Regions from separate parts of the Mus musculus genome. Here regions 1, 2, 4, 5 and 6 are each linked to region 3. A link is a loop called in an ENCODE intact Hi-C map of the cell type or tissue named here. Cell type or tissue: left cerebral cortex. All regions are shown on one strand. Region 1 has its middle 8.3 kb from the start of Rasa2. Region 2 has its middle 26 kb from the start of Gm51656. Region 3 holds the start of Atp1b3 (ATPase, Na+/K+ transporting, beta 3 polypeptide). Region 4 has its middle 4.5 kb from the start of Gm28729. Region 5 overlaps Gm28729 (predicted gene 28729). Region 6 holds the start of Rnf7 (ring finger protein 7).

Evidence for each region. A loop is a pair of places that touch in the nucleus more often than their neighbours do. Peaks named below come from ENCODE experiments on the same cell type or tissue, not always from the same donor. Only the 100,000 strongest peaks of a DNase experiment are listed, where the experiment ranks them.
Region 1: it touches region 3 in a loop (1.9-fold over the local background); 3 of 42 quality-filtered maps call a loop at or near these places.
Region 2: a loop joins it to region 3, with 1.9 times the contacts of the local background. A loop is called at or near these places in 12 of 42 quality-filtered maps.
Region 4: a loop joins it to region 3, with 2.5 times the contacts of the local background. A loop is called at or near these places in 3 of 42 quality-filtered maps.
Region 5: a loop joins it to region 3, with 2.6 times the contacts of the local background. A loop is called at or near these places in 18 of 42 quality-filtered maps.
Region 6: a loop joins it to region 3, with 7 times the contacts of the local background. A loop is called at or near these places in 19 of 42 quality-filtered maps.

What each region holds. Positions count from the first base shown.
Region 1 is chr9:96,637,328-96,642,327 of GRCm38, forward strand. No RefSeq gene overlaps it. Among named protein-coding and RNA genes, the nearest start is that of Rasa2, 8.3 kb to the left of the region's middle. In left cerebral cortex, no CTCF peak of the experiment used is centred here; a DNase peak (open chromatin) is centred at 2,371.
Region 2 is chr9:96,435,216-96,440,215 of GRCm38, forward strand. No RefSeq gene overlaps it. Among named protein-coding and RNA genes, the nearest start is that of Gm51656, 26 kb to the right of the region's middle. In left cerebral cortex, a CTCF peak has its summit at 2,608; DNase peaks (open chromatin) are centred at 2,841 and 3,236; H3K4me3 peaks cover 1,261 bases; H3K27ac peaks cover 1,494 bases.
Region 3 is chr9:96,361,910-96,366,909 of GRCm38, forward strand. Atp1b3 (ATPase, Na+/K+ transporting, beta 3 polypeptide) reads right to left here and starts at 2,522. Exons shown (of 7, transcript NM_007502.5): 1 at 2,137-2,522. The coding sequence starts at 2,245. In left cerebral cortex, a CTCF peak has its summit at 2,745; DNase peaks (open chromatin) are centred at 1,830 and 2,556; H3K4me3 peaks cover 2,954 bases; H3K27ac peaks cover 1,801 bases.
Region 4 is chr9:96,527,283-96,532,282 of GRCm38, forward strand. No RefSeq gene overlaps it. Among named protein-coding and RNA genes, the nearest start is that of Gm28729, 4.5 kb to the left of the region's middle. In left cerebral cortex, no CTCF peak of the experiment used is centred here; DNase peaks (open chromatin) are centred at 2,852 and 3,537; H3K4me3 peaks cover 440 bases.
Region 5 is chr9:96,489,821-96,494,820 of GRCm38, forward strand. It overlaps Gm28729 (predicted gene 28729), which reads right to left. Exons shown (of 11, transcript NM_001370882.1): 9 at 4,535-4,641; 10 at 2,252-2,364. Among named protein-coding and RNA genes, the nearest start is that of Rnf7, 14 kb to the left of the region's middle. In left cerebral cortex, a CTCF peak has its summit at 2,219 (motif pointing left); a DNase peak (open chromatin) is centred at 2,217.
Region 6 is chr9:96,476,697-96,481,696 of GRCm38, forward strand. Rnf7 (ring finger protein 7) reads right to left here and starts at 1,979. Exons shown (of 3, transcript NM_011279.3): 1 at 1,712-1,979. The coding sequence starts at 1,886. In left cerebral cortex, no CTCF peak of the experiment used is centred here; a DNase peak (open chromatin) is centred at 1,989; H3K4me3 peaks cover 1,691 bases; H3K27ac peaks cover 1,443 bases.

The DNA.
Region 1 (5,000 bases), 280 kb after region 3:
TAACGGGAACAATATTGCAGCAGACACGATCTTGCAGTTCACTTCCTTCCCCATATTATTAATGAATGTCTTTAAAACCTATCTCTCCCCACCTCTTCTCTATTCTGATGAGCAGTCATTCACTGCCCTGTCTTTTCTGACTTCTTAGCTAGTTTTAAGCCCATTCATTTGTTTCAAACCACAAGTCAGCTCATTCAAGGTGCGATGTGTGAAAATTGCCGTTTCTGTTAATGAAATGAATACATCCTGATGCTAGAAACTATTTCTAGAGCTGGTCAGTTCCATCCTATTTCTGAATACTAATACATCCTATTACTAGCCTCTAACTGACTTGTAAGAGCTATCTTTTGGTCCGAAGTTTTTAATTTTATTATATTTTAATATTTACTTTCATTTAAATATTTTTTATGTGTCTAGTGGATGTTTTGCTTGCTTGCATGTATGTGTGTATGTGCGCACCACACGAGTACCTGGCACCCAGAAGAGGTCAGAAGAGGGCATTGGGTCCCCTGGAACTAAATCTATAGATAGTTGTTAGCTAGCCTCCATTAGTGTACTGCGAACCAAGCTCAGGTCCTTTGCAAGAACAAACGCTCTTAATGGCTTAGCCATTTCTCCAGCCTCTGTTTTATTTTACTTCTGAGACAGGGTCTCATTCTGTAGGCCTGGCTGGCCTGGAATTCACAGAGAGCCACTGGCTCCTGGCTCCTGGCTGCTGGGCTCAAATGGGTTGGCTGACGCCCTGGGCCCCCCAGGTTACTGGTGTTTCTTTGATAAGTCAGGAGATGTGTTTGTGCTTTTTTAGTAGTTAAATGTAGGTCATGTTCGTATATCTGTGCACTAATGAGGAAGAATCATTTCCCCTAGACTGGCTGGGAGGCAAGTTGCTTTCATCAGTGATGATCTGGTGCCCCCATTCATCCCATCTTAATACGTTGGTGAATTAGTTATTCGCTCTTCCTCTAAGTCCAGGCAGCAGTTTTCTTCTTAGCAAAGCTGGACATGGGGAAGTTGATGAAAGACTCAGAGAGCTTTTAAGATTTTACTTCAGAACCAAACAAGGCCATGACAAAACTGGTAAAATATGTGGACATTTTTTTTTTTTATCCCGAAGGCTCCAGCTCATCTGTTTAAAATACTTTCAAAGAAGTTTAGCTCCTGGAGGAAGCGGTTAAAGGCCCGGCTGCGGGAGCATAAGGCAGCATATGCCCTTTGGCCAGAGTGACTTCAGGTGTCCCGAGGCTCCCTTCCTTTTGAATTATGATGGTGCGTTCACCCCTCCTCCAGTCCACTCTTCTTGTCACTTTTCACTGATAAAACAACAGCCACGAAAGGGTGGAACCGTTGAGCAACTCTGCACTTGGTTCATGGACTCTGTGCCAGGACATTTCTTCATTTGTCTGGGCAGCCCTATCCACTCATCCAGCATCCCAGAGCCACCCATCAGTTATTCAGTAGTTAAGTGCCAGGCTAGAGTACCTCAGGCCAGGCAGCCCCTGCCAACCCAGCAGCCATGGGACCTTCAGGACATGGTCTAATGGAGTCCCGCACTCTTAAGATACTGCTAGGGCCTCCCAGTGTTCCTGTCACTAACCTGGCTAGTACAGATCCGCATGGGCACCTCCAGGAGTCAAGGAAATGTGGACCCACGTGGCTCTGCTCAGAGAAAGTTCCGGTGCCCCCTCCTCTCCTTAGTGCCCCGAGAATACATTAGAATGGTAGTTGGTTAAATGATACTTTCAAAATCTTCTCAAGTCTCAGCCAAGAGAGAGTATAACTTCACGAAGAACTGGCTGAGGCTGGAGAGACGGCTCAGTGGTTAAGAGCCACCGGCTGCTCTTCCAGAGGACTGAGGTTCAATTCCCAGCTCCCACATGACGACTCATGATGGTCTGTAACTCCAGTTCTAGGGGATCCAACGCCTCTTCGGCCTCCAGGCACACACATGCAAGCAAATAAAACGTAACTGGGGGGAAGGGTGCTAAAGAGCCGACCCAAAGTCCCTCATGAAACAAAGCTGGGAATGGAAGGGCAATGAGGGCTAAGAGTCAAGGATTCAGGCACAAGGGGAATTCTTTGCTGAGTTTCTTCTCTCTCTACAAAGCACAGGCAGTGTGCTGGCCGTAAAATACTGACAAAGCTCCTCGAGCCGGCCTCTGCAGGTAGATGCTACATGCTCCACTAGACGCGACAACACTTCATAGCTAACGTCAGCATTTGTTACTGTTCTTCTCATGCTGTCTCTGAGCAAAGCTGACCCACACAGACTCTCTAGGATTTGAGCCAATGCACCCTGCCCGCAGAGCACAGTCCCAGTCGGTCCTCTTTGTTAGCATCTTCAGAAGCCCCATTGCCCACTGGGAAGTTTTCCAGTGGTGAGGACTGGGGGAGGTCAGTGCTGGCAAACAGACATGTTGGATGGCATGCACAATTTCTGAGCCACTTCCTTGGCATTTTTGATGTGAAAGGGCTGAATGGGGGTTTAGCCCCAGAGCAGCAGAAAGAGAAGTATTTGAGTAGAGAAGTAGATACACCAATCTGGAGACTGAACAGGCCTCCAGGAAAGAGGACATGCTAGCAGGGCGGGGCGGGGCGGGGCGGGGCGGACCCTTGAGTGAAGAGCCCCAACTCTGCAGTAGCCAAGGGTATGCAGGGCTCCAAACAGGCAACAAAACAATTTTATTCGCCTTCTTCTCCCGATGTTACTTCTTTTCTAGCTCTAAGTGCATGGTACCATTTCCACCACCCTTTCAGCCTCTTTTAGGTGCCCCCGAAATATCATTTCAACAATTTAAGCATCATTTTGAGGAGAACAGTCAAAGCTATGGCTTCTATTCTCCTTTGTATCAGGCCTGTCACCATCTGGGAGGCTAACAGCAGAGTTGAAGCAGGACACTGCTGACTTTCTTGCCCTTTTTCTGGCCTCTTTTTGTTCTCACTGAGGTGTCCACCTTCTCTGGGGGAGTCAGGGTCCAGGGGGAAGATAGAGAATGCCCCATAGATGGCATGTCACTGCTGCTCAGACTCAAACAGTGCTCTTAGCAGTCCCCCTCCCCCATGCACCAGTGATGCTGGTTGCCTGTTGCAAACATGCATCGCCCACATTCCTCAGTTTACCCTTCAGCTTCTGTACTTCCTTAGCCCACCAGCTCAGTCCTTAGGGGAACATGTCTTTTCTGCTCTCTTGTCTACCTTTCCTGTTACCTAGAGCAAGAGCCTCAGCCTCTCACCTTGGGATTCCTACAGACTTCCACACTCCAGAGACATCTCTTATGTTTTTACAAGAGACTAGCAACATGTCTAACACTAGCCCCAGAGTAGGGCTCAGACTCTTACAAATCATGAGCAGGTGTCCTCCATGCACACTGGGAATTGAGGAGGCAGCTACAGTGTGGTTCTGTTGCAGGCTAGTGGAGAGGGGAGGGTCACCTTGCTGTTTATCACCCCAGACAACAGAAGAAACCACAGCACCACCAAAGGGGGGGTCTTTGAGGACGCTCAAAGTGCAATGGTGGGTAGTTCAGAGATGATCTCTGGTTTTTTACTAATAGAAAAACCTAGGAAAGCTGAGACACAAGAAGTTGATTAGGCTGAATCAGGGTGGCAAAGTACATCCTACATCAAATCCAAAGGCCACTCCTGTATACATACAGATTTCACACTCCCTCCAGAAGGCACTAGGTTCAGGGAACTTTCTCATTCCTAGGGACCATTAGAGCCTGGAATCTGAATAACTTACTGTTCCTGCGGAAGGCAGACAAATGGTTGCGCTTTCAGGGGTATCTTGTGAGGCCTGACGTCATCCCATTGAGAAAGGTAGGTGTTAGATGGCCTGAACCCAGGTGCTCAGTTCACCAGAACAGAGGGAAACTCTTGACTCCAAGTCAGCACAAAATGTCACTGAGTCTTGACAACCACAGGTACCTGCATCTCATTTTTCGGGCCCAAACATGTATTGTTGTAGCTGTGTGCATTTGTGTGGAGGTTAGGGGGTTACAGGTCTCCTTGTCTTCTATCCTTCACTTAAGTTACTGAGGCAAGATCTTGAAGCTGGAGCTTGCCAGTTTGGCTAGTCTAGGTAGCAAGCTTGTCTCGTGGTTTCCCCGTCTCTGCCTCCAACCGTCTGGGACTTCAGATGCATTTTTATACCTAGCTGGCCTTCATGCGGGCCCTCAGCATCAGAGCTCCAGACCCCATGCTTTCTCTAGTAAGAGTTTTATCTACCGAGCCATCTCCGCAGCCCCAGGGAAATGCATTATTTTAAAATTCTCTCTCTCTCTCTCTCAGAAGATTTATTTATTTCATGTATGTGAGTATACTGTCGCTGTCTTCAGACACACCAGAAGAGGACATTGGATCCCCATTACAGGTGGTTGTGAGCTACCATGTGGTTACTGGGAATTGAACTCAGGACCTCTGGAAAAGCAGTCAGTGCTCTTACCCGCTGAGCCAGCTCTCCAGCACCAAATGAATTATTTTAAGGAATTTTCTATTCAGGTGTAATTTCAGGTATATATATATGCCCTTGACTCAGTAATACTCACTAATACTTTCTTCTTGGCTTCGCCGTTACCTTTCCTTCTGTGTTCCAGAACCCTTTGGCAGCAGTGGCTCTCTATCCCTAAATAGTGTATGGTTCTAAACTGAAGAGTTCTCTTACCTTGTCTAGTACACTTACAAAGTCTGAAAACCAATATTGCTAAATACCCTAGCAAATCTACCGGCTTTATTCATTGTTCTGTTAACTCAGTAATCTTCATAGAAAGTCCTGGATCTCAATGGCATCCACCGGGTGTCTTTGTTTTCCTCTAATCTGGAACAGTTCTTCAATTTTACCATGTCTTTCTCAGGCTTCCTATTTTTTAATTGAAAAAAAATAATTTTTCATACAATATATTCTGGTTACACTTTCCCGGCCCAATCACTTCCAGATCCTCCCCACAAGAAACACACACACACACACACACACACACACACACACACACACACACATGCACACC
Region 2 (5,000 bases), 73 kb after region 3:
GAAAGAGAGAGAATGGGAGACAGAATGAAAGAGAACAAGGAAAGGTGGACCTTTTACAGGGTGCAACCTGCATAGGAAAGCGCAGAACTCTACAGACGCTGCTTCTGGCAGTGGTGGGTCATGACCTCTGCTGCAGGGCCCGAGTTGCTGAAGGGAGGGCTGGTGGAGCACCTGATTTACAGACTGCACCCTTCACCTGGCTTCAACGATTATCAAGCATGGACAGTCCTGTTCCTTCTATGGCCTCACTCTTCCCGACCCTGAAACTAGTCATCATGTCGTCGGCGCCTCACTGTAAATCTCCAAAAGATAACGGGACTTGCCTAGATATAGCTCAGTGGCAGGGCACTGGCCTACCATGTGCAAATAATTGTGAGCTACGAGGAAAAACTGAACACAATACTGGATACAATTAGGTGCTTATTACATGCTAAATAGTTTAAATGCTTGTATGAGTCTTGTTTTTATTTATTCTTCGTAATGACCCTACAAGACAGTTGCCCTCCCCACCTCTGCCGCTCCATCTTGCAGCTTAGAAAACAGAATCAAAAGACATTAAAGATTGCCTGAGGTCACCCTCCTAAGTTTCCAACAGAAGAATGCATTTTATTTGTTTTCTTTTTAAGGGTCTCATGTAGCCCAGGCTTGTTTTAAAATTTTGATCCTCTGGCTCCTGCTTTCCAAATGCCGAAATGCGCCACCATGCCTGTCTGCCTTGTTAATACGCTTCTGGGAATCAAAGGCAAGCCTTAACACATGCTTTAACACACAGCTACAGCCCATCCCAACAGACCTACATCATCTTCCTCTTCCTTCTTCCTCCTCCTCCTCCTCCTCCTCTTCTTCAACAGCAACAGCTGCCTCGGCCTCCGCCACAGCAGCTGCAGCAGCTCTGGGCCTTAAACCCGTGTTGCTAGATATGTGTTTTACTATTGAGTTTTATCCCTGCTCAGCCTGAGCCTGTATGTTTACCTCTGACATCTTCATACCTCTATCAACATGGATGCAGTAGTTTTTCTCCAGTTCCAGGTCCTGTTGGCTGTTATGTTAATACACTTCCCTGCATGGTTCCCCCCTTCCTCAGCCACCCCCCCCCCTTTAAGACAGGGTTTCTCTGTGTGGCCCTAGCTGTTCTAGAACTCACTCTATCAACCAGAGTAGGCCTAGAACTCAGACATCAACCAGCCCCAGCCTCCGGAGTGCTAGGATTAAAGGTGTGCACCCCGTCCCCAGGGCTTCTCTGCATCCTATCCAGTAAATTCTTTATGCTCTGCTTGCCTTTGTTCACCAGGTTGGCTGGCCTGGTCCAACCCAACAGAGGTTCTGGGGACTTGGAATCTAGACCCTGAGGTATATTCTAAGACGACCTTTCTCTCTCTCCAAGGAAAGTCATGACGAACTGTCCCCTCAGTTACACACACCTGTAACCCCAACAAGAAGGAGGATCAGAAGTCCAAGGCCAGCCTTGTCCACATAGTGAGTTTGAGGCCAGCCTAAACTACATGAAACCTTGGGTTAGAAAACAAAAACAAACAAACCAAAACCACAAATAAACGAATGGGCCTGTCGTCTGTGCAGTCCTTGGGCTCTTGGTATAGTGGACACAAGACCCATTCCGACTGATTTTTCAGGACTGAATTACATATTGGTCCTAAAGGGCAGATGAGGAATTTGAAGGGCCCTCCGGGAGGTATTTCCCTGAGGAGACTGGAGACAGAGGTGCATGCCAAACACCCACATTCCATCAGTCTCCAGCTGAAAAAATTAATTGCCTGCCCTTTATGCCATTTGTCTTCGGCATGTGAACTGCAGTCTCAGAGTGGGAGGGGAGGAGAGAACGGCAGGCAGCTTAGAGCGGGGGTTCAACCACGCTGATCTCTTGGCTGCTCCTTTAACTCCTGTGGTGACGGATCGGATCGGAGCATTAGTCTCTGGCATCAAAACAGTCTCTCGGTCCATGTGACCAGCACTGCCGTTGCCGCACTGTAAAGCCCACAAGAATCGGCAGCCCACAGACCCATCAGTGGAAGCTTTGTGTTTGCTTCGTGTGGGTTTGCTGGTGGCCTTTGGCATAGCCACACGTTCAACACCTGCTGGAGCAAAACAAACCATGCCCAGCATTGCTGTCGCATCTTGGCCTGTCCCTGTCCTGAGACTATGGATTAGGACACTGACAAGGTCTGCCCACTCCCTCACCGCTCACACCCGGGAGTACAAAGTCTCTGCGTTCATCATGCTCAGGGGATTGCTTAGACCCACCTGTCACTTACTGGTGACCTTGAAGGCGGACAGACCGGGATTCGGACCCCGATCCTCCAGGAACCTGACATCTATTGCCATTGCCTTGACCCATGGGATAAAGGTGGCACCAGTCCCAGTGTGGCCCTGCACAGCAGCGGGCTGTGACCTTGGCTGAGATAATAGCGGGGACAGGGCATCTCCATGGAACAAGGGTTCCTATCTTAACAGTTTTTAAGGCCTACGCTGCAGGTCCTTCAATGCCAAGGTCACGAGTCAACGGGTAGAAATCTCGACATCTCATCCCTTGATCTAGAGCAATGCCCTCGTGGGGCTCCTGGCTGGGGACAGGCAAGGCGGACAGCGTTGCCATCAAGCGGCAGGTCGAGCCAGAAGCTACCCTCAGCTCTTCACAAAGCAGATCCAGTCTGCGGCCGCAATCCAAACACCGAAGGGAATCAGAACGTACGTCTTTTGTTTGCCGTGGCAGGAGAACTGTTGAGCAGAGGAAAAAACAAGCTGAGCTTAGCGCTATCAGCTGCTTCCTGGGGCTCGCTCCTTCCTTCCTCCGAGGGGGGTCTGGCCGCTTTGTTCTCGTTCCCAGCTGCACTTCTGCGCCTTTAAGCAGTGGCCTCCGCAGACCTCAGAGGAATGTAGCCCTGGGACCCCAGGGGACTTGGCTCAGGGCTCCGCCCGATACGGCCCCAAGCTCTCAACCCGGGTGCTCCTGCCCTTGCTACGTATCGCTCTTTCTGCCAGCCACTTCCTGGCTTGGGGAACAGGGGGGTGAGCCTCCCCAGAGGGGCTTCCTGTTTTCTTTGACAATCCTGAGAGGACGTGGTTTCATAGAATCCCACGAAGAGTCCACAAAAGGGTGTCCGTAATACTACTTCGATTGTCTGGGGGGAGAATGTGTCTCTCCTGGCATCCGTTTGTCCTGGTTCAGTTCCTAGCTCTAGAGGTTTCTAGCCAGTCACACCCCCAGCCAGCTGCTCAACCCCTCTGAGGCTGAAGCTACCTAGGGAAGATTAAAGCGCCAACAGTGTCTTGGATGCCTTCCCAAATCTTGGCCCACGGGGGGCCCTCAACAGGTGTTAGCCAATTGTCACTATGCCTGGGTTTTGATTACTTCAGTGACACAAGAAAACCAAACAGAACCCTTTAAGACTGATTATGTTGAAGAAGAGGGTGTGGCATAGCCTAGCTAGGCAGCTGGGCTTTCACTCGAGAGCGTTCCTCAGTGTTTTCATGATCTGTGGATCAACACTGCCCCTCCCCTCTCTCCCTCCCTCCTCTCTAGTCCTCCACCCCACCCCCATCCCACGAGGATGTTACAGATTTCTGACTGTGCCTCTAATTCAGCTGAATAAAACTGAAGTGGGACCCCACGTGCTTGCATTTCCTGGCTGAGAGGAGGTAAGACAACTGTAGGTGCCCAGATTCAGCCCGAACATTAGGCAAACTGCATTCACTTAGCTCAGACCTGGAGGCTCACGGTCTCAGAGATGCAACTGCAGGGACCACTGGCCAAAAGAGCAGTGGGAACTGTGGCCATGGGGCTGTCATTGACTGCTTTTTCTTTTTGTTTGTCTTGAGACCTTGTTTCCGGTAGTCCAGACTTGCTTCAAATCTAAAAATGTAGCCAAGAATGAACTTGAACTTTGGTATTCCCGTCTTATTCCCTAAGAGCTGGGATCACAGGTGTGCCCACCATACCCAGTCTGGGAATAGAACCCAAGGCTTTGTGCATCCTAGACATCCACTCTTCCAATGACTCCTGCTTCCCTCTCTTTCTTTTTGAAACAGGAGCTCACTAAGTAGCCCAGGCTGGCCTGGAACTTGTAATTCTCCGGTCTCAGACTCCCAAATTGGGAGGGGGCTATACACTTATCACTTGAGCCCCCTCCCCTTTTCCTTCTTTCCTTTTTATGATTTTTTTTTGTTTTTGTTTTTGCTTTTGTTTTGTTTTGACAGGGTTTCTCTGTGTAGTCCTGGCTGTCTTGGAACATGCTCTGTAGACTAGCAGGCTGGCTTTGAACTCTAGAGATCCACCTGACTCTGCCTCCTGAGTGCTGGGATTAAAGGTGTGTGCCACCATATCCGGCTGCCCTGTTTCTTAATCATCTCATCAGCCTGACTAGACAGATAGGCATTATTGACCAGGCTTAGAGAAGGTGTTTAAACTACCGGTGCCACTGCAGGACTGTGATCATCAGGAAGACACTCTGATGGGTTCTGAGTGGGGAGACTGGCTGGATGTCAGCCCAGTCCCTGTCCCATAGCCTGGCATCCCTCATGAGGAGTCAGCTTGCCTACCATCCGGCATGCAGCAGCCAGGGGACAGGACCAGGATTCTGCCACTCAAGGACTCTACTCCTCCATCCAGGACCACGCTTCACTTACCGGATGTGATCAAAAGGATGCTCTAGGCTTCCTACCTGTGTCTTTATGAAATTAAATGCCAGCACCTAGACTGTATGTCCCATGCCAGCCCTCTCCCATCATTCCCTGCAAGCCTCTCCACGCAGTCTCCCACAGCTTCCTGGGATCTGTCGCTGTCTGTCCCCGTTCTCCAGACCTCAGCTTCACTCCCTCCTTAGTCCCATCCCAAGCCCCTCTCACTGATTCTCCCTTGAGGATGATTTTGTTACCTCTCCTTTTTCTCCTCACTCCCTGGTTCAAAACTTTCCTGCAAAGATAGATGGAGGACAGGGGCTCCTCTCATCCTCACACACACACACACACACACACACACACACACA
Region 3 (5,000 bases):
ATAATGAAGGGGAAAGCGGTATATATGCAGTGGGACAGTAGTCAAGTAAACTATTAATAATAATGGGGATATAGACCTTTATTAACATGGGATGGTGTTTGTAACATACTTATATGGCTATGATTCCTTCTTGCTTAAAAAAAGAAACATTATACAGATTGCAGAAAGACATACTGGAATGCTAGCGGTGGGTCAGGCAGTTGCCTCTTCCAGGGCCTTGACGATTTTAAGTAAAAAGCGCCCGTCTCGGCAGAACGCCCCACAGGCACATAGATGTCCAAACTGATGTTGAGTCTGCATGTAGGCGGCCTCTCAATGGCAGACCCTACATGTCTAGAGACACAGCCTTCAAGGCTGAGGATTTAGTTTGTCTTCCTCTCACACACATTCTTAATGTCTCTGTGCGGGGTGGGATCTTCTGCACTGGTTTAGGATTACTATAATGAACTCAAAATTTACTATGTGAGCACAAGGATAAGTACTGATTCTATAAAGAGGTCTTGCTTAGTTCTTCCTAGGCTAACCTCAACTTTATCCTTACTCCCACTTTGTACAGGTTCTCTGCTTAAATGCATATTACCAAGGAAACCTATATCCTAACACAAAGGTTAAAACAGCACTGTTGGAGCTGCCATGATGGTCCACTCATGTAAGTGACTGAGGCAAGAGGGCCACCAACAATTAGTTAATCAGAGGTCAGTCGAGGCCACAGGAAGATCCTGCAGGAGAAGCCCTACCGTCGAAGTAAAGATAATGGACTCTAGAAGTGAGAAGGCAAGAGAGAAAGGCAAAAGGCAGCTTACAAAAATGAACCTCTCTCCACCACCCAAAAATCTCTTCAGTTCAAAGTGCTCTCTGGAAACAAGCAATTATCTTCATCCTTCTCCCTTTAACCGCGGTGGAAGATTTATTTCTTGAGCACATACAGAGCTCTCAAGAAAAGACAGCAATTTAAATAAAAATTGTGCATGATTACTGGGCAGTCAGGCAAGGCATACGTAAAATAATACAACCACTGGACTGGGATTAAAGGAGACTGGGCTCTTTTCTTGGCCCCATGGAATATGTAATTTTACAAAGAATCACAACCTCTGGGTTTCATTTCTGAACTAGAGGTTGGAATTTAAGAAAACAAAACAAAACCCCCCAAACCTTCCATGGCTCCTTTCAGCTTGTGATAGAGTGTCAAAGAGCCTTGCACCCTAGAGGAGCTCACTTCAGTGAACAAGTCATTTTGTGAGCCATATCTCACTTATGGTCTTCAATGCTTCTCTTAAAAATGCCATGCCCCAACGGCTCTCAGCTCTAAAAATCCATTCTTACTCAGAATGGAAAAAAAAAAATCTGTCCTTACCCATTAACAAAATACTCTTAAAAAAGGATTTCAAAAAGGTAAAATTGTCTAAATAGAAAGGCAATAAATGGAATACACTTGTCCACCTTCACTAACATTTTTTTTGACCCCTCACCTTAAAAGCAGCACAAAACCCAGAAGACCGATCAACTCGGATTCACTATTTCGTTTTAAAACAATGAGTTCGCACAGAGAAAATCTGTTAACATTCAACCACCACTCGGATGTTTTGAAGGTACGGGAGGAGGGGGTGTTTAATAGGACCGTCTTTCCCCAAAGCAAAATCTGCAAGGCAGAAAAGCGCTGTGATCTCCGAGGAGGAGGAGAAGGAGGAGGAGGAAGAAGCCCTCTCGGAGCCGGCCTTTCTCAGTCGGAATTCAAGTGCTTTTTCGCGGACAATGTGCCCCAGTGATTAACTCCCCGTCACACGTCCCTGCAACCCACACACGCCCGGAGCTCGCCCGCACTGTCCCGGCCGTCTGGGTGGCAGCGCCGCCGAGTCACAAGATAGCGGGCAGTGGAAATTTCCTCTCCCCAGGCAGGCGAGGGGCAGGTCCGGCTTCCCCAGTCCGCGCGGCCCGCGCCTCCAGGGCGCGCGCCCTACAAAGGAGGCCCGGCCCGGCCGGCCGGTCCCGCTTCCGGCGCCGCTCGCGGCGGGAACCGGCAGCACGTGTGCCCCGCTCGGGCTGGCCAAGCGGCCGCCCAGCCTCGGAGCCGGACCGCCGGGCCGCCCGCAATGAATGGGGCCGTCCGCCGCGCCGCCCGCCCCGCCGCGCGCTCACCCCAGCTCTTGGAGGTGCGCCCCAGAAACTCTCCGCTGCTCGGGTTGTAGATGAACAGCTTCCACTCGGCCAGGCTCTGGTGGAAGGATTTCTTCTCAGTCTTCGTCATGATGGGCGTGTGGAAGTCGAGGTGAACGGAGGCCGCGGGGCTGGAGGCGACGAGGGGCTCGGCGGCGCGTCCTGGCGACGGCGGCGGCGCAGCCCAGCGACAACAGCGGAGGACGGCACGGCCGGGAACAACTCTTCGTTACGAGACCACTAGAGCCGACTGCGCCGCGCCGCGCCGGGCGGCCGCAGGGGCCCCGGGAGCCTGACGTCTCCGCCCGCCGCAGCCAATCCCCGCGCCGCTGGCGCGCACCGCGGCCGCTGCCTCCCGCCCGGCTGGGCGCGGCCCAAAGGCCCAGAGCCGCCCGGATGACCCCGCCCCCGACAACACGCCACGCCCACATCTCCAAGGTCCGCCCTTGACGCCAGAGCCACGCCCCCAGCCAAGCCACGCCCCAGCCGGGCTACTTGCCCCTGTAGCCCCCGCCCAGGTGCGAGGAAGCCAGCGCGGCGGGGCTGCGGGCGGAAGTCTGCCGGGCACACTGACCGGCAGGGTGGTGGCCCGAGGAAGGTGGGCGTAGGAGGCTACAGCGCTCTCCACTGGAAGCCCAGGCCGTGGCTGGGCTTAGTGGAAGCCCAGCCTGAGACTTAGTGGTCAAAGCCTGGAGCACATACTTGGCCCCGGAGCCTTCTGCAATACGCCGTGGCGCGTTCTCCTTGGGGCTCTGTGACGTCTTTAAACGGCACCTGCTGCAGGGCCTCGGGCAGCGTTTGTAGCGTCTAGTGTGGACTAGCTGCTTTTGGGTTGCCTGAGGGTCATGGCAGTTTTATTCTAAATATGCTATCGTTAACCAAATGGAGTACAGTATACTTTTTCTCCAGATTCAGTCGAGCATATCAATGAAATCAATATAAATATTTTCCCAAGATTTCCGCTCACTAAAGCCTTGCTTTTTTTTTTTTTTTTCTTTTCTGGCTCGGTCACTCCAATTGTTAACTACAATACTTGATGGAGTACAAGGTTAAGGTTGTTAGAGTTAGGGATAGATGCCTGAACCACTCGGCTGGTGTTTTCTTTGCCACTGGTGGCCGCTACGCCTAGGCGGAGCCAGGAATTCAGGCTGCATTCTGAAATTCTGAAACACCATAAATGGGATTTTAAAAGACTCAAAATGGAAGTTTGAACAGAAGGTGAGGTTATTTTGATTTTTTGTTTTTGTTTCCGGAAAAGAGATGTTAAATAACCTCTGTTAAATAGCAATAATGAATGAATAAATGCAATCCCATTTTGTTTGCAATAATTTCATTAACCACGCCCACCCATACGTTTATGACTATCCAAAATCCAGTTTGGTTTTGTTTGTGACAGAATCTTGCTGTGTAGCTTCAGCTGACTTGACATTGTGTATCCCACACTCTTGTCCTCCTGCCTCGACTTCCTGGGTACTGAGATCACAGGCATGTGCTACCATGCCTGATTTACAGGGGATTTTTGTTTGTTTTCAACTGTTGTTTTTCTGGGGTTAGGGTTATTGGGAGAGGAGGGAACCAAGGACCATGCACATGACAAGCATGTCACCAACTGAACTACATCCTCCGCCCTCCAGTTATTTGTTTGTTTTCCAAGACAGGGTTTCTCTGTGTTGCCCTGGCTGCCTTGGAACTCACTCTGCAGACCAGGCTAGTTTCCAGATCACAGAGTGCTGCCTCTGCCTCTGGAGTGCTGTGACTTAAAGGCCTGCACTCACCTCTCTCTGCCTCCGGTTACTTTTTTGGTCTAATAACACCAAAAAAATTTTCAGAAGCAATTTGTAGAGTTTGACATGAAGCTGATTTTAGAAATACCAAAATATTACACAAGAAGCCTAGAATGCTTCTCTAGATTATAGGTAAGGCTAAAAGCTAAGGAATGGAAATAATTTTACCTCAAAACCTGAACTGCACACTAGGGTAGCTAGAATACTGATAGGATTAACTATGAGCTTTTTATATATGCAAACCGATGAAAGATACATCATCTATCTGGGATAAAATATAAAAATATATCTGCTTATTTTGTGTGTGTGCATGTATAACAAGCATGCTTTAAGAAATAATTACCTAATACATAGAAAACAATGTTATGAAATGACATTTCAAAGATGTTAGTGGCCAGCTGAGAGTTTCAGTCTCTGTGTTTTTAATAGCCATAAATACAGCTTTTATACTTAGTGTTCTGTGGTTTTTCTAAATAAGGGTTTAAATACAAATATAATTCAGTAAACACTTTGAAAACTCATGGCTAGTTTAGTCAGTATGGCAGTCAGTTTCAACGGATTTCAATTTGGCAAAAATACTATACTCGAACAATATGGGACCTCTTTGTTTCTGTGTTCCGAGATAATTGAGCATGGCCTGGAAGAGTAAACACTGATTATCTTGGGATATTAGCCTGCCAAATATGAGCAGATGGAATATCAAATTTGGTCAGTTATATTCCTTGTAGGTAGCTTTACAAGAGAAATTGCTTTACCAAGATAAAAAAGCAAGATACATAAATTTGAATTTGAGAGATGAACATCTTGTATTGTTAATTCCCCCCCCCCTTTTTTTTTATATATGTGTAGATGTTTTCCCTGCACTGTCTGTGTAACACGTGTACAGTGCCCATGGGGGACAGAAGAGGGCATCTCCTGGAATTGGAGTTACAGTTGTGAGCTGTCATTTAAGCAGTGGGAATTGAACGTGGGTTCTGGAAGAGCAGCAAGTGCTCTTAACTGCTGAGCCAGCTCCTTATTTTCATTTTGTTTTTATGATTGATTAATTATGGATGGAAGGTA
Region 4 (5,000 bases), 170 kb after region 3:
TTGTTTCTTTCTTCTTCACAACCTCATTTACCACAGAGCCGATTCCAGCTTACAAGTACGGCTGGAGCAGCTTGACAGAACAAACCCAATCATCTTGCTTTGCTTTTGCTCTCAGCAAAAAATAAAAATTTAGTCACTGGGGATGTAGCTTAGGGATAGACCACTTACTTAGCATGTGCTACGGTCTGGCTTCAATTCCCAGCACTGCAAAGTAACAACAATAACACAAATAAATAAAAGTATGCTATAGTACATCTGAGAGGCCTGAGTTGAGCTCCTTATAGTGTTTTGCAATCCCCTCTCCCTTCCTGTAGATTTAGTCCTGATGGTCTGGAATGATTGTCCCTCACAGACAAAGGCTGCTCTTGGCCCGTTTTGCTTTCACATCCATTTGATATTTTTGTTTGTTTGTTTGATGGTACTGAACTACGGCCCCAACCAACTCTTCACATGAATCTCAGATCAGCTGTTCAAAGCCCACTCAAGGTCCTGGTGGAAGTTTGAACTCTGGACCAGGGAGGTGGCTTAGTGAGTGCAGGTGCTAGCTAGCCATACGAGCCTCACAGACTGAGTTCCATCCCTGAACCCAAGTGAAAAGCCAGACCTTTATGCATCTCTTGAGTTAGCACTCCTATAGTGAGATGGGAGGCAGATGGGATGGCAGCTCAGGACAGCCTGGGAACAAGGCCTGGAGTCCATCAGAGGTGCTTCCTCATTGTTAAGTCTTCTGGTCTGCTGGGGGTTGGGTGTGGGGAGCAGATCTCAGATCCAGCAAATGGTGGGGGCTGCTGGGGGGGGTGGCATCCTCAGAGCCTGCAGGGGCCTGGGGTGGGGTGATGAGGAGCTGGGATACTGAATGCAGGGACAGCTGAGGATCTAGAAGGGAGAGGGAGTTCAAGAGCAAGGCAGGTAGTGGGTCACTAGGTAGTTTTCAGTACAGGTTGGCTGGCTGTCATCCTGACCTTACAGTAGCATTGGCGATCTATTGTGTACAAACGGCAGATAGTAAACACTTTATATCTGTTGAAACCATTGCAATCTGGCATTTAGTGCAAAAGCTTAGACGATATGTAAATGAAGGCATACCAGCGTGTTCCCAGAAGACAATACTCACGAATACAGGATTTCAAATCCCACGAAATGTTACTTTTCTTCTAATTTTCAACAATTACAAATATAGAAGGTGTTCCTCAGTACAGTGGCCCACTCCTGTAACCCTGGCCCTTGGGAAGCAGAGGCAGGAAGATTGCTGTTGATTTGAAGCCAGCCTTGTCTTCCTAGTTCTAAGCCAATCTAGGCTCCATAGCAAAATTCTGTCTCAGAAAGACAAAGAAAAACCACCAGAGGTGGCACAATGGTCCACCTCTAACCCGGGAGGTGAGGCAAGAGCATCGCAAGTTTGAGGCCAGCCTGGCCTACACAGCAAGACCCTGTCTCAACAAGAACAAAAACACAAACAAACAAACAAACAAACAAACAATGGGTCTGTCTGCACACCTTTAATCCCAGCACTACAGAGGCAAAGGCAGGTGGGTGGTTGTGACATTGTCGCCAGTCTGGTCTATGTAGAGATGTCCAGGCTAATCAAGGTGACACAGTGAGACCTTGTTTAAAAAACAAAACCCAAAAAACCTTGTGGTCTGGGTTGGCAAGATGTTCAGTTCAATGAGTCCAATCCCTGGGCCTTACATGCAGGAAGGGTAGAACTAACATTTGCAGGTTAGTTCCACACCTGCCCTGTGGCACACAAGTCCCTACCCTTATACACACAAATACATAGCTGTAATGAAGAGAACTTTTTAAAGCATAGCATGACTACTACCAAATACAGAGAAAGAGAGAGGAAGGAGGGGGGAGATGAGAGTGTATGTGTGTATACCATGGCCCGTGTGCTGCTGTGAGTGGAGCCTACTATCTTAGTTACTTTTCTATTGCTGTGGACAGACAGCATGAACAAGGCAACAAAACAGTTCCATTAACTAGGGATGTGAACCTACAGAGGCCCTTCTCATTTCACCACACATGAGGCTTGCACACAGAAGTCAGAGGGCAATGCTGTGGAGTTGATTTTCTTCTTCTACAGTCACTGTTGGTTCTTAGACTCAAACCCAGGTCATCAGGCAAATGATTTATCCCTGAACCATCTCAGCAGCCTGAGTTTCAGATTTGCAAGACAAGAACATTACAGAAAATGGTTCTATGACTATGTGAACAACAATCTGTACTTAACACTACTGAATTGTACATTTAAAAGTGGTCAAAGTGAGCCGGGCAGTGGTGGCACACGCCTTTAATCCCAGTGCTTGGGAGGCAGAGGCAGGCGGATTGGTCTACAAAGTGAGTTCCAGGTCAGCCAGGGCTACACAAAGAAATCCTGTCTTGAAAAACCAAAACAAACAAACAAACAAAACCCACAACACCAAAACAGACAGACAAACAAACAAACAAACAAAAGAGTGGTCAAAGTGATTTTTTTTTCTGGGTATTTTACCATTTACAAAATTTTACCTTTTTTTTTTTTTTTTAAATTTAACCAATTTACCATTTTACCAATTATGAAAACTGCGACTGTGGGCTGCCGAGATGGCATTTCTGCTTGGCCTCACAACTGTCTTTTCCAGGGCTGACATCCTCTTCTGGCCTCCGCAGATACTGCATACAGGTGAAATACATGCAGGCTAAACACCCATGCACATAAAATAAAAAGAAATGCAACTGAAAAACTAATATATCCACCAGATTACTGAGAATACAAAACCATGGTTGGCCCTTGCACTGTAGTTGGCCAATCCTGTCGTGGAAAATCGAATCAGCCACAGTCCTCACTGGCACACAGATGGTGACAAATCCCATATGGTGAGACAACCAACCCCCACGGCCCCAGAAAAGAGGTTAGGGAACAATGTTTGCTTCCTAGCAAGTGAAAAGGCAGACATAAACTTGGGAACACTTGTTGTGGTAAATCTCCAACCCAAATATGCCCCGGCAATGAAAACACGACTCAGTTAATATGAATACATGCTGTGCGCCTAGATTGGGCAGATCTGCTACACTACCATCTGTCACATCTATGAGACCCCTTAGAACTTGCGGTTTCTTCTGCCTTGCACTTCTGCTCCGCTTTTCTACTTCTTTCTCCTCCTCTGTGTCCTCTCCATCTTCCATTTTCTCTTTCTTCTCTCCCCCACCTTCAGCTCTATCTTCCCTTTATCTGCCCACTCATCAGCTTTCCTTTATTTTACAAATTAGTGGAAATCACCTGAGTGCTGACTCATTCCTTGTTCGCAGCCCCTCACAGGAGAACGGAATTAACATCAATATAATTAGCCCCAGGGCTGTCCACAACATACACTGCATTCCCATTTTTCAGTGGGAGAGGTCCTGTGCAGATGGCCCTTGCTCTCCCCTCTAAGGATGAAGGAGTTAATTTCACAGGGCTCCACGCTCCCGCCCCTGTCACGTGTCTTTGGAGTGAAACTGGTCAGGGCCTCTTCGCCCCAACTGCTACTTCTGCTACTTTTTTTGGGAAGGACTTTCTGCTAACTGGTGCTTTTTTGGCTCCTTGACAAATTGCATTGTTTGCTATAAAAAGCTCAGTCATAAACTGAAGAAAAGGGAGCGAAGGGCTATAAAATGTCAGCTGTGTATCACGTGGGCCTTTAAAGAACCATCTGCATGCGGAAAACCATCAAGTGGGGGCCATGGGAAATATTCTTCAAATAGTGTGAAGAGGAAATAATAAATAGGACTTCAGCCAATCTAGCCTGGTGCACGTTTCACCTAGAACGGAACGCGTCCCTAGGAATCAGGAGGTTGGGAGGCTGCCTTGGGGTCTGAAGTCCACTGGATTCGGGAGCCCGAGAACTGACCCTGCCTGCCTTTGTCATCTTTGATTTCTGCTGGGTCTCACTTCTACCTCCTGGACCAATGTGAGCACTGAAATACCATCAGAGAGTGGCTATAATTATTTTAAGGCAAGGATATTGTTGGTTAGCCATAGATACTTTTATTATTATAAAAATTTTCAGAAATAAATAAGCATAAACAAAATTCACTTGTAAACCCACCAGCTAGAAATGGTCCCACTAACGTCCTGTTATAAATTCCGGTCACCTGCCACACAGTATCTTCCTGACACTAATTTCACCCTCGGTAAAAATGGGTCCAATAATCCTATTTAGAAGTCATGTGAGAACGAAAAATAAGCGCTGTTCATAAAATGTTCAGCCTGGCAGACCATAGGTACTCAAGTTGTTGACTGTTCACCCGTACTACCACAAAGCAGAGGAGGTCTTCATTCTCTGCCCCTCCTTCTCAAAGACAGGTGCACACTTCACCCAGAATACACACCCTCCCTCCCTCCGTCCTCCCTCCTTCTTCCCCTCCCTTGCCCTTTCTCTGTCCCTTAATAGCATACTACAAATTTTTATATGAGTCCACAATTCATTCCAAGTCAGGAGGAAAAGGGACACTAACAGAAGTGTGGCTGTTCTTTCAAAGATGCAGATCATCACACTACACACAGAGGGATCTGCACACACAGAGACACACCACACACTTGTGTTACTGACATATGGGAAACTGAGTAAATTTGAGTGTATAACCTGATACGTATTGACATGTGAACCACTCATTACATCAAAAGGGAGGAAAAACGTCTTCCTAGCTGGGGATGATGGTGAATATCTGTAAACTTAGTTCTTTGGAAGCTGAGGCAGGGGGATTACTGTGAGTTTGAGGCCAGTCTGGGGCTACACAATGAGTCTGAGGGTAACCTGAGTTACATAGCAAGACCTTGTCTCAAAACAAACAAACAAAAAAAACCAACAGAAATCCCAAAAAGAATAGAATTTTTTTAAAAATTTGTCCTGGATTTTATGGCCCCAAGACTCTTGAAACAAAAGGCTCAGAGGGCAAAAGCACACATATACTCGATACAAGCTGTGAAAGCAACGTGGGAGACTATGGGGAGAAGAAGATCCAAAGAATGAGTTGAACAC
Region 5 (5,000 bases), 130 kb after region 3:
AAAACAATGAGCCTTTCTCATCTCATTTATTTGGATTTCTGAGGCTCAGTCTGGGACTTCCTAAGTGGATGAGGGTTGTGTAGTTTTGTTACTTGGCAGTCTTAACGCTGTGGGAGGAAGGTCTGATTGAGACTGTTGAGTGTCCTGGTGGTATACAGGAATTTTCTGTTCTCTGGTAAGTCAGCAAAAAGCAATTAAGAGGGCTGGAGAGATGGCTCAATGCTTAAGAGCACTGACTGCTCTTCCAGAGGTCCTGAGTTCAAATCCCAGCAACCACATGGTGGCTCACAACCATCCATCATGGGGTTTGATGCCCTCTTCTGGAGTGTCTGAAGACAGCTACAGTGTACTTACATATAATAAATCTTTTTTTAAAAAAAGCAATTAAGAAAGAGAGAGGTCAGAGCAAAACGCACAGCTGTAATCCCAGCACAAGGGAGGCAGGAGCAGGTAGGTTTCTATGAGCTGGGGGGGTGGGGAGGGAAGGGGGAGAGAAAGAAAGGAAGAGAGAGAGAGAGAGAGAACAGGGCAATGATATTCATCTTAATGCATTTAATTGGTGTTATCGATTTTAATTGTGTTTAATTAGTGTTTTTATTGGGGTGCTTCTATTACTTCGGAGAACTCAGAAGTCTCTCATCAATGCACTTAGCACCTGTCCTGAGACATTGCGCAGCACACATTGCCCTAAGTTTCTTTATGAGGGATAACGACCTTTTCTAGATCTGGGCTAATAAAACAAAATACATAGGCAGTGGCTCTTTAAAATGAGCAGAGGTCAGAAACATAGCCATGAGTTGTAAGAGCAAATGACTTCCAGCTAGCTTTGGGTGGGATACAGCTGCAAACTAGTTATACTTTCCAGCAATTCAAAAGCAAAGCCCGGAGCAACACTTCCTACTGAGCTGGCTAATGTTGGTTTACCCAATAAACGTGACTACTCAGAGGACAGCAAACGCAGGCAGGCAGCAGTGTCTGTGACATTCATTCCGTCACGGGCTTGACACCTGCCTGCATGCCCTGCTTTTTGTGTTCCGACCTGACGGCTGGTGCCCGGGTTGGCTTAGTGGGTTTGCGCTGCCGGCATTTAGAGTCTCTCTAGCTCCTCATCCTCTCTCTCTCTCTACAACTGTGGACTACTTCTGTTTTAGTTTTTGAGGCAGTTTCACATTGTGTACCAGATTGGCCTGAACTCACTAGATAGCCCAGGCTGGCCTTGAACTTGTGGCAATTCTCTTGCCTCAGCGTCTCAAGTAATATTAGGATGATGGTATGAGCCACTATGTTCTGGGTCAGAAATAGTTGTGTTTAAAAAATACATAAAGAAGAAAACAAAGCAAAACAAAACAACAACAACATCAACAACAAAAAAGGCATGGTAGCTCACGCCTGTAATCTCAAGGAGACAAAGGATTGCCAGAAGTTTAAGCCCAGTCTGCCAGTCTGATATACAGAGTAAGACCAAGCCTCAAAACTAACTAACTAAATAGACGACACACATACAAGCCCGGGTGGGGAGAATATTTACTCATTGGATGGTAGTAACAATGCTGATATTTTGGTGTACAGCAGTCTAGGTTTTTGTTTTTGCTTTTTTAAGATTTATTTATTATTATACATAAGTACACTGTAGCTGTCTTTGGACGCACCAGAAGAGGGCATCAGATTTCATTACAGGTGGTTGTGAGCCACCATGTGGTTGCTGGGATTTGAACTCAGGACTTCTGGAAGAGCAGTCAGTGCTCTTACCTCCTGAGCCATCTCGCCAGCCCGCAGTCTAGGTTTTTAAATGCATGTGCACACTTCTAAATTTCTGTATCAAAAGTCCTCTACCTATTACTTGTAAACAGCTCATTTCGTAACAGTGCTATTAAATATTTGCCCCATTAAAAAAGAAAGTTCAGTTTTACGCAGTGGAGAGTAAGCATATGCAAATCCTCTTCTTCCTCCGGGCAGCCCTGGCACCTAAGAGCAGACATGAGGCTCCTGGCAGACCCGCAGCAGGCCTGCAGGAACACGAATTCAGCAGGGCAGAGGAGCTGAGGCAGTTTTCACTAATGTTTGAGAGATGATGTTGTCTTACTGCTTGCCTCGTGACACAGCCATCATCCGTTTGACTGTGGGTTAGGGGAGGATGGCCTAGACCCTAAACTCTGGGATCGAAGGCGCCATTAATTTCCACTGAGGCCCACGCTTCATCTTGCGCCCCCTGGTGGCTGCTACTCAACTGTGCAGACGCTGAAGATTTTACCTTTTTCTTCTTTTTACGCCTCCTATTAGATTTCTTGCTAAGTTTCCAGATAGATCTGAAGGTGTCCGAAGAGATCCGGGGAGTGACTGTAACTTTTAAGGGTGGTAGTTTACCTGGGCAGAGAGAATAAGCAAGAATGAGGAGAACGGCTAACGCTGTTCAGGGCTGCTCGGATGGTCCGAATTCCATCATTAGAGTTGGCTCCTTGCTAAAGCCGGGCATGGTTGGTACTCATCTGCAGTCTTTGGACTCCAGAGGCTGAAGCAGGAAGACTAGCCTCAATTACATACAAACATATATAGCCAGCTCAAGGTCACCCTGGGCTACAGAGATCCTGTCTCAAAAAAAAAAAAAAAAAAAAAAATCAAGACCTCAACTAGAGGAAGAGGAGAAGATGAGGGAGGGAAAGAAAAAGGCATAAGCAAACCAAACTCACTTGTTACCAAGTAAGTAAGTTATTCTGATTTCGTGAAAGGAGAATTAGAAATTGTTGACTTGCAAATAAATGGTAGGAAGAGAGAAAACACTGGAAGAACATTATTTTTTATAATTAGTGTTTCCATTGTCTTTTAAGGTTTAAAACGATGCCTTTAGGGTTAAAGTCCAAGTGAGTCACCCTGTAAAATCTTAGCAGCTACCCCCCCTTTTTTTGAAGACTCTTCACTGTGTTCAAACATAATTAAAGTGCTCCGTCAGAAACAGCCCATAATGACTCTAGCTCATGACATACACGCATTAAGGCTACTCACGATGCACACTTAGACTAAGTTTCAAAACTGCTGATTTCCTAAGCCATAGATTGCTTTTTAATGCTGTTTAAATGAGTACTTTCATTTTCAGGTGGGCGCGCCATAATTAGCCTCTCATTTATGTAAATTGAGCCATTTACTAAGCGTGGAAGACGTTTTCCATCCCAGAGAGGTACTGAGTGAAAAATCACTTCCCATCCTGTCACCAGAGGCTGTCTGTCCTTACGCTCCCTGCACTAATGCTGTGGAGATTGCCAGCAGCCCAATAATGGGTTTTTACTACCAGGTAGGATGAAGGGGTGGCGTCGGCACCAGGAAAACCAAAGCGCTTATCGCACTTACAGTCAGGTTTAACAGAATTATCCTGCTGGACCTCATGCCTGCTCTAATGGAACAAGAAGTGGGTGTTCTGTTCCTCTAAAAGAAAAGGATAATTGAAAAAAAAATCTTAGAGTCATTTAATTGGTCATTAAAGATGCATGGCTTTGGTTTGAGGTGGAGCAGCACAGCAGACCACACTCCTGTGACCCTCTTTTACAACACTGCCGGGGAAGGAAAAATGTGACCTCTGACCTTTTTACTGGAGAAATGACAGCATGCTGGCGCTGCTGAACTCTCCCCCACTCAGCCTGACCCAGAACTGAGTCCTCCTCCCTCTCACTTTAAAATCTGTCCATGTCTTACATCAAGCTGCATTGAAAATGGCATTTCTTGCTCTCCCCTGTAGAAGCAGCTAGAAGAGCTGTCACCAGTTCTGGCGATGCATACTAAAAGAGAGGCTAGGGGTGGTCACTGTTAAGTGACCTCCCTTCTCTCCTTTTCGAAGGGTTACACGGCCATAGGACACTCAGCACTGCCTGCCAGCTAGAGCCAGACTTAGAGACTTAGACTTCAGTGACTTAGAAGTTCCCTGTGATCCTTGCTCATGTGCTACCTCCTCCTCCCCTCCGTCCCTCCCCTTCTCCCCCCTTCTTCTCCCCCTCCCCCACACTCTTCATGGTATCCTTAGATAGCCCAGGATGGCCTCCAACGTGAAAGGCTCCAGTCTCAGCTCTCCAGTGTGGCTCAACTATGGTCTTAGCATGGTTGTTACTTCCGTTTTACAGTTGATTTTTGTACTTTAGGTTGGGTTGAGAGGAGACTAGAGAACAGGAGAAAACTTTCTTGGAGAATAAGAAAGAAAAAAAAAAACCCAAAAGCAACAGAGAAAAAATTCATAAAAAGCGAAAACAAACAAACAAACAAACAAACAAACAAAAAAACAGTAAAACCCAGCTGCGCTGGGAGGCATGCTGTAAACCAGCTACTTCAGAGGCTGTGAGTAGATTGCCTAGAAATCATTACTCAAATGATCCAAGGGTACACACAGCATTGCAAACGTTCTTGAGCTCTGTACGAGTCTCAGCATGTTGGCACAGTGGTAGCTAGCCTGCGACAATTCACAGATGAGATTTCTTATTTAAACACCAAGAGACAACAACATCGAGACACTTGCGACTGGTTCAGGGCCTGAGGGAAGGGCATGAAACCTCACCCGTCTTCCTGACTCTCAGTGCTTCCAGGATGTCCACTGCAGCCGTTTCTCCCAGGACATTGTTCCCAAGGTCCATCTCTCTTAAGTGAGTTGAGTATTTGATCAAGCTGCAAAGAGAAAAGGATGAAACGAAAAGGCTTTGAGCCCAGCACGGCTCACGGTCCCTCAAAGGAAGGCAACCCTAATTTCAGAAAATTACCTCCATCTTATAAGACTTCATAGTCATTTATACTTTATATACCAGTAAGAAGTCAAAGCAAAGCTGGGCGTGGTGGCACACGCCTTTAATCCAAGCACTTGGGAGGCAGAGGCAGGCAGATTTCTGAGTTCGAGGCCAGCCTGGTCTACAGAGTGAGTTCCAGGACAGCCAGGGCTACACAGAGAAACCCTGTCTCAAAAAAATCAAAAATAAATAAATAAATACATAAATAAAAGAAGCCAAAGCAATGGGAGAGATTGACAAGGA
Region 6 (5,000 bases), 110 kb after region 3:
TTCTGAGTTCGAGGCCAGCCTGGTCTACACAGAGAAACCCTGTCTCGAAAAACAAACAAACAAAAAGCCAATCTCTGGCCAGATAGACTGCTCAAAAATTAAAGTGCTTGCATGAGTTTAAGCCTTGGGACCCACATGGCAGGAGAAAAGAAGCAACTCCCAATACTCTTCTTCTATGTCACACTCACACTCACACACACACACACACACACACACACACACACACACACACACACACACAGAGTTCTTCTATGTGTCCGCCCCCACCACAACTCTAAGTAAATTTTGTTGTTTTTAAAGACAGGGTTTCTTGTGTAGTACTGGCTATCCTGGAATTTGCTGTTAGATCAGGTTGTCATGGAACTCAAGAGACCCACCTGCCTATGGCTCCCAAGTGCTGGGATTAAAGAATGCACCATTAACAACAGGGTAATAAAATAATGATGATGATGATTTAAAAAAAAAAAGCGGGCGTGGTGGTGGACCCCTTTAATTTCAGCACTCGGGAGGCAGAGGCAGGTGGATTTCTGAGTTGGAGGCCAGCCTGGTCTACAAAGTGAGTTCCAGGACAGCCAGGGCTACACAGAGAAACCCTGTCTCGAAAAAACCAAAACAAACAAAAAAGATTTATTCATTATTTGTTTTTAAGATGGGGTCCCACTACTTAGCCTTGGTTGTGTAGACCAGGCTGGCCTAAGGCGCACAGAGATCTGTTTATCTTTGCTTCTCGAGTACTAAGTTTAAAGATATCACCACACCTGGCCAGAATAAAATTTCTAAGCAAAGCTTGTGCTGCCTCTGCCCCCATGCCTCAGCCTCCCGAGTGCTGGCATTTCAGACATTCGCAACCACACTCAACCCTAAAATGGAAATCACTGCCCAGCTCCTAAGCAAGGATGAGGGGTGGAACAGCTGGATTTTAGTGTTTTAGTCAAATCAGATTCTACATAGAAACTAGTGTCTGGGTCTACAATTAAATGTAAAAAGTAAAGTTTGGGAGCCCTGATGAAGCAAGTCCAAAGACAAAGAATAGACTGTGGAATCTCTTGATGCTACGTTTAAAGTCTCAAAGCCAAGAAACGCGCACATTTTCAAACTGCAGAAATCTATTTCAACTACTCCCCAGTCGCCCTGTAAAGCAACCTCACAGTAATCTAAAATTTTATGTTTATGCTACCTGCATCTGGGTTTGCATACCAAATGTGCCTAATGCCCTCAAGGGCCATAATGGGGTGCTGGAGTTATTGGAACAGGAGTTAGAGGGTGGTGAGTTGCCATGTGGGTGTGGAAAATCGAACCCGGGTTCTCTGTTAAGAACAAGCTTGTGCTCTTAACTGTGGAAACATCTCTCCGGTCACTGAGCCTCATTTCGGTTATGAGACAGAATCCGTATAGTGGCGCAGGCTCGCAATTTCCAGTTTTTGGGAGGTGCGCCCTCCTGGGTTCTAAGCCAACCTCGGCTAAATGGGCAAGCTCTAATCCTGAGGAACGTGAGAGCATCTCAAAGACGAACATCCCAACCCTCAGATCTACGCGAGGGATCCGCTGGGAGATTTGCTGGCCGCAGGGCCGGAGGTTCCCCTCGGGTATCCCGGTCACGCCCCCTCCCCCCCGCCCCCATAGGAACCATCCCGTGTCTGGCGGCCCGGCCCGGCCCAGCACTCGCCGGCTCGGCCCAGCTCGCGGTCCCGGCTTCGCCTGCATCGCTTACCCATCACCTGGACCCTGCAGATGGCACAGGTATCGCACTCAACGTCCCAGCTCCACATGGCTACCGCGTTCCACTTCTTGAGAGAGAACATCTTGTCGCCTCCCGACTTGGAGCCTGCGCTCCCGGAGTGCGAAGAAAGGACGCAGGGTTCCTCGCCGTCCTCCACGTCGGCCATGGCGGCGGCGCAGAACGGCGACGCGGACGTTGGGCGCGGAGGCGGGAGGTACGGTGGCTCAGCGGGGCCACAACACACGCCACGGAGCCTCCCGCAGGCACGGGCGGGCGGGCGGAGCCAGACGGCGATGATTGGATGGCGCGCGCCAGTGACGTCACGAGGGGCTGGGCAAGGCCTGTACAGAGAACCCCAGCGCTTGCTAAAGTGGCCAAAGGCCAGTTGCTGTAGGGCAGGCCCGGGTCAGTAAGCGAGCATTGTCTGGAGTTACATTGTATTAAACTCGGGGGAGTCTCAGAAATCACATCGTCCCTGTCTTCATTTGTCTCCTTTCTCCCAAATGTAAAACTATCAAGAGTAGGGACAGAATTCTCATCACTGTAACCTCCGTATCTTACAAAATGGTTGGCCTTGAATTCAGATTCATTTATTTATTTATTTATTTATTTATTTATTTATTTATTTATTTATTTATTTTTGGTTTTTCGGCAGCCGGGCGTGGTAGCTCACACCTTTAATCCCAGCACTCGGGAGGCAGAGGCAGGCGGATTTCTGAGTTCAAGGCCAGCCTGGTTACAAAGTGCGTTCCAGGACAGCCAGGGCTATACAGAGAAACCCTGTCTCGCAACAAGCAAGCAAGCAAGCAAGCAAGCAAACAAACAAAATATATGTTTTTTTAAACTTTATTTTATGTGCATTGCTGTGAGGTGTCAGATTCCTTGGAAAGGACCTGGAGTTACAGACAGTTGTGATCTGCCATGGAGGTGCTGAGGATTGAACCCCGGTCGTTTGGAAGAACAGACCATGGTTTTAACCACTGAGTCATCCCTCCAGACACTACATTTGTTTGTTTGTTTGTTTGTTTGTTATTGTTCTCAGGTGACAGAGAATAGGTAAGCAGAAGGGCAAGAACGCAATGCTTAAGCAAATGTGTGCTGGGGAGAAAGCAGAGTGAGCCAGCCAGGGAAGGGCCAGGCAGTGGGCCCCTGGGACTGTGGTTAGGTCCCTCCCACCAGGCTTTGTCTCAGATCACTTGGCCAGCATTGAAGGAAAGCTTGGATGAAAAAGCAAAACAAATGTTCCTGCCTCGTGCTCAGCTCACGTCCACCGCCATCCTTCAGGCTACTCTTACCAACGGGGGTGGTGGTGTCCATCCTTACCGGTTAAGCCAATTAGAAGTATATGGGGCAGTGGCCGTGCACACCTTACTCTGAGCACTTGGGAGACAGCAGCAGGTGGATCCTTGTGAGTTATAAGGCCAGCCTGGTCTACAAATCAAGTTTCGGGCAACCAAGGCTACACAGAGAAGCCTTGTCTCGAAAAACAAAAACAAACAAAAAAGTACGAGTCCTTTATTCGTGCAGGACCAAATTCCGGCGCATGCCTCAGAGTCTCTTGGTGTCGCAGCTCAGGGATACGGTGTTTCTAAAGGCAAACCCCACAAAGACCACAACTCACATGAAAGTCAGATGACAGAACAATCTTGAAACGTTCATTTCTGACAGAACATGGTGATTTTTTTTTCCAGACGTAACATGAAAGTTACTTTTGACTTGTGCCTTCTTCAGTTATTTTAGTTTACATTAATTATTTTGGTTTATACATCGGGACCATGGTCCAGGCCACAGAAGTCCCAAATGTGCTGGGAGGGTAGATGTGGGCATGGAGGTGGGTGAGGAGAGGACTGAGAAGTGCCTAAGCCAATGCACAGGGAGTCGGGACAAGATGGCACAAGATGGCGTTTCTGTGGTCACTTCCTCTGCGGGAGAGTCTTTATTCCTTTGTTGAGAACACTGGGAGAGAGATGCTTGGTTTTGTTTTAGAGACTTCCCTTTAACACAAACACGTTTGAGCCCTTCAGGAAAGACCTTATTCCCATCGCGATTGAGTTTCCACTGTTTATTTCTCCACTCCTCATTCCTTCCTGCCATTCATCTTTATGAAAATAATCTTCCCTGTGGCTGAAGAGGAAAAGCTCTCCGGGGCTTCTTAAATTCAGTCCTTGGCGGCAGCCTGTGAACTACACAGCCGAGGTTAGTCAGAAAAATGGCAGGCTTTAATTTGTAGAAGTTAGAATTCACAGAAGAGACAAAAGGCAGCCTGGGCTTGGAGTTTGTACACCTGGTGAATAAAGGAAGAGGAGGTTTAAGAAGAGGAGGGAGGGCGTTAGTTTTCTTTCTGTTTCTATGATAAAGGCAGCGTTCCAAAGCCCCTGAGGGAGAAAACTGTTTGGCTTATACATCTAGATCACTATCCCTCAAAGCAAAGGCAGGAATGAACTCAGGATGGTCCTTTGGTGTTTTGCCTGCAGATGTGTGTGTCTTCATGAGGGTATCAGAAGCCCTAGAACGGGAATTACAGACTATAATGAGCTGCCGTGTGGGTGCTGGGCATTGAACCAGGGTCCTCTGGATGAACAGCCAGTGCTCTTAGCCTCTGAGCCAGCTCGGCTCTCTCCCTGTGACTCAGGCTAGCCCAGACTCTCTTCTGGACTCAGTTGGAGTCGGCTATTTCACCACTCTGTTGAAACAGCCTCCTGTACCTGCACCTCTTCTCAAAGCTGCACATGACAGTCATGTTTGCTTGGAGGGCAACCAGTCTTTGTCAGTATCCCACAGTGGCCCCAACTTGGTATTTGGAGGTGTCATTGCCTTTCTTGCAAAATTCAGCTTCCCTTCCTACAAGTTTCCCTTCAATGTCATCACAACCCACATTTACCTTTGTCCCTCTCTGCCTTCCATCCCATTCAGAGGTAATACTCTACTCATTCTTCCGTTGAAAGTTTCCAGCATCAGCTGAACTTTCCACTCTATTTCTCTGAGCCTCACCTGCTGCCTGGGTCACCGTGTCTCCCTACCCACCCTGTCACAGTGTGATTAGCACTCTCTGTAGCCTGCTTCACAATCTTCCTCTAGCTCCCCTTCCATCTGCCACCATCCTCCAAAAGATGGCTTACCTCCACTGAAGTCCTGCCACCACATTGACCTGCAACTGTCACCTGGCACCCTTGTCCAGGACCCTGTTCAGACTGGCCACTCTGACATACTCTGCCCTTTGGAGAGAAAGGTAATGACAGTCCCGAACAGCTGATTTCCCCATTTGGGGGGAAAAAATTTC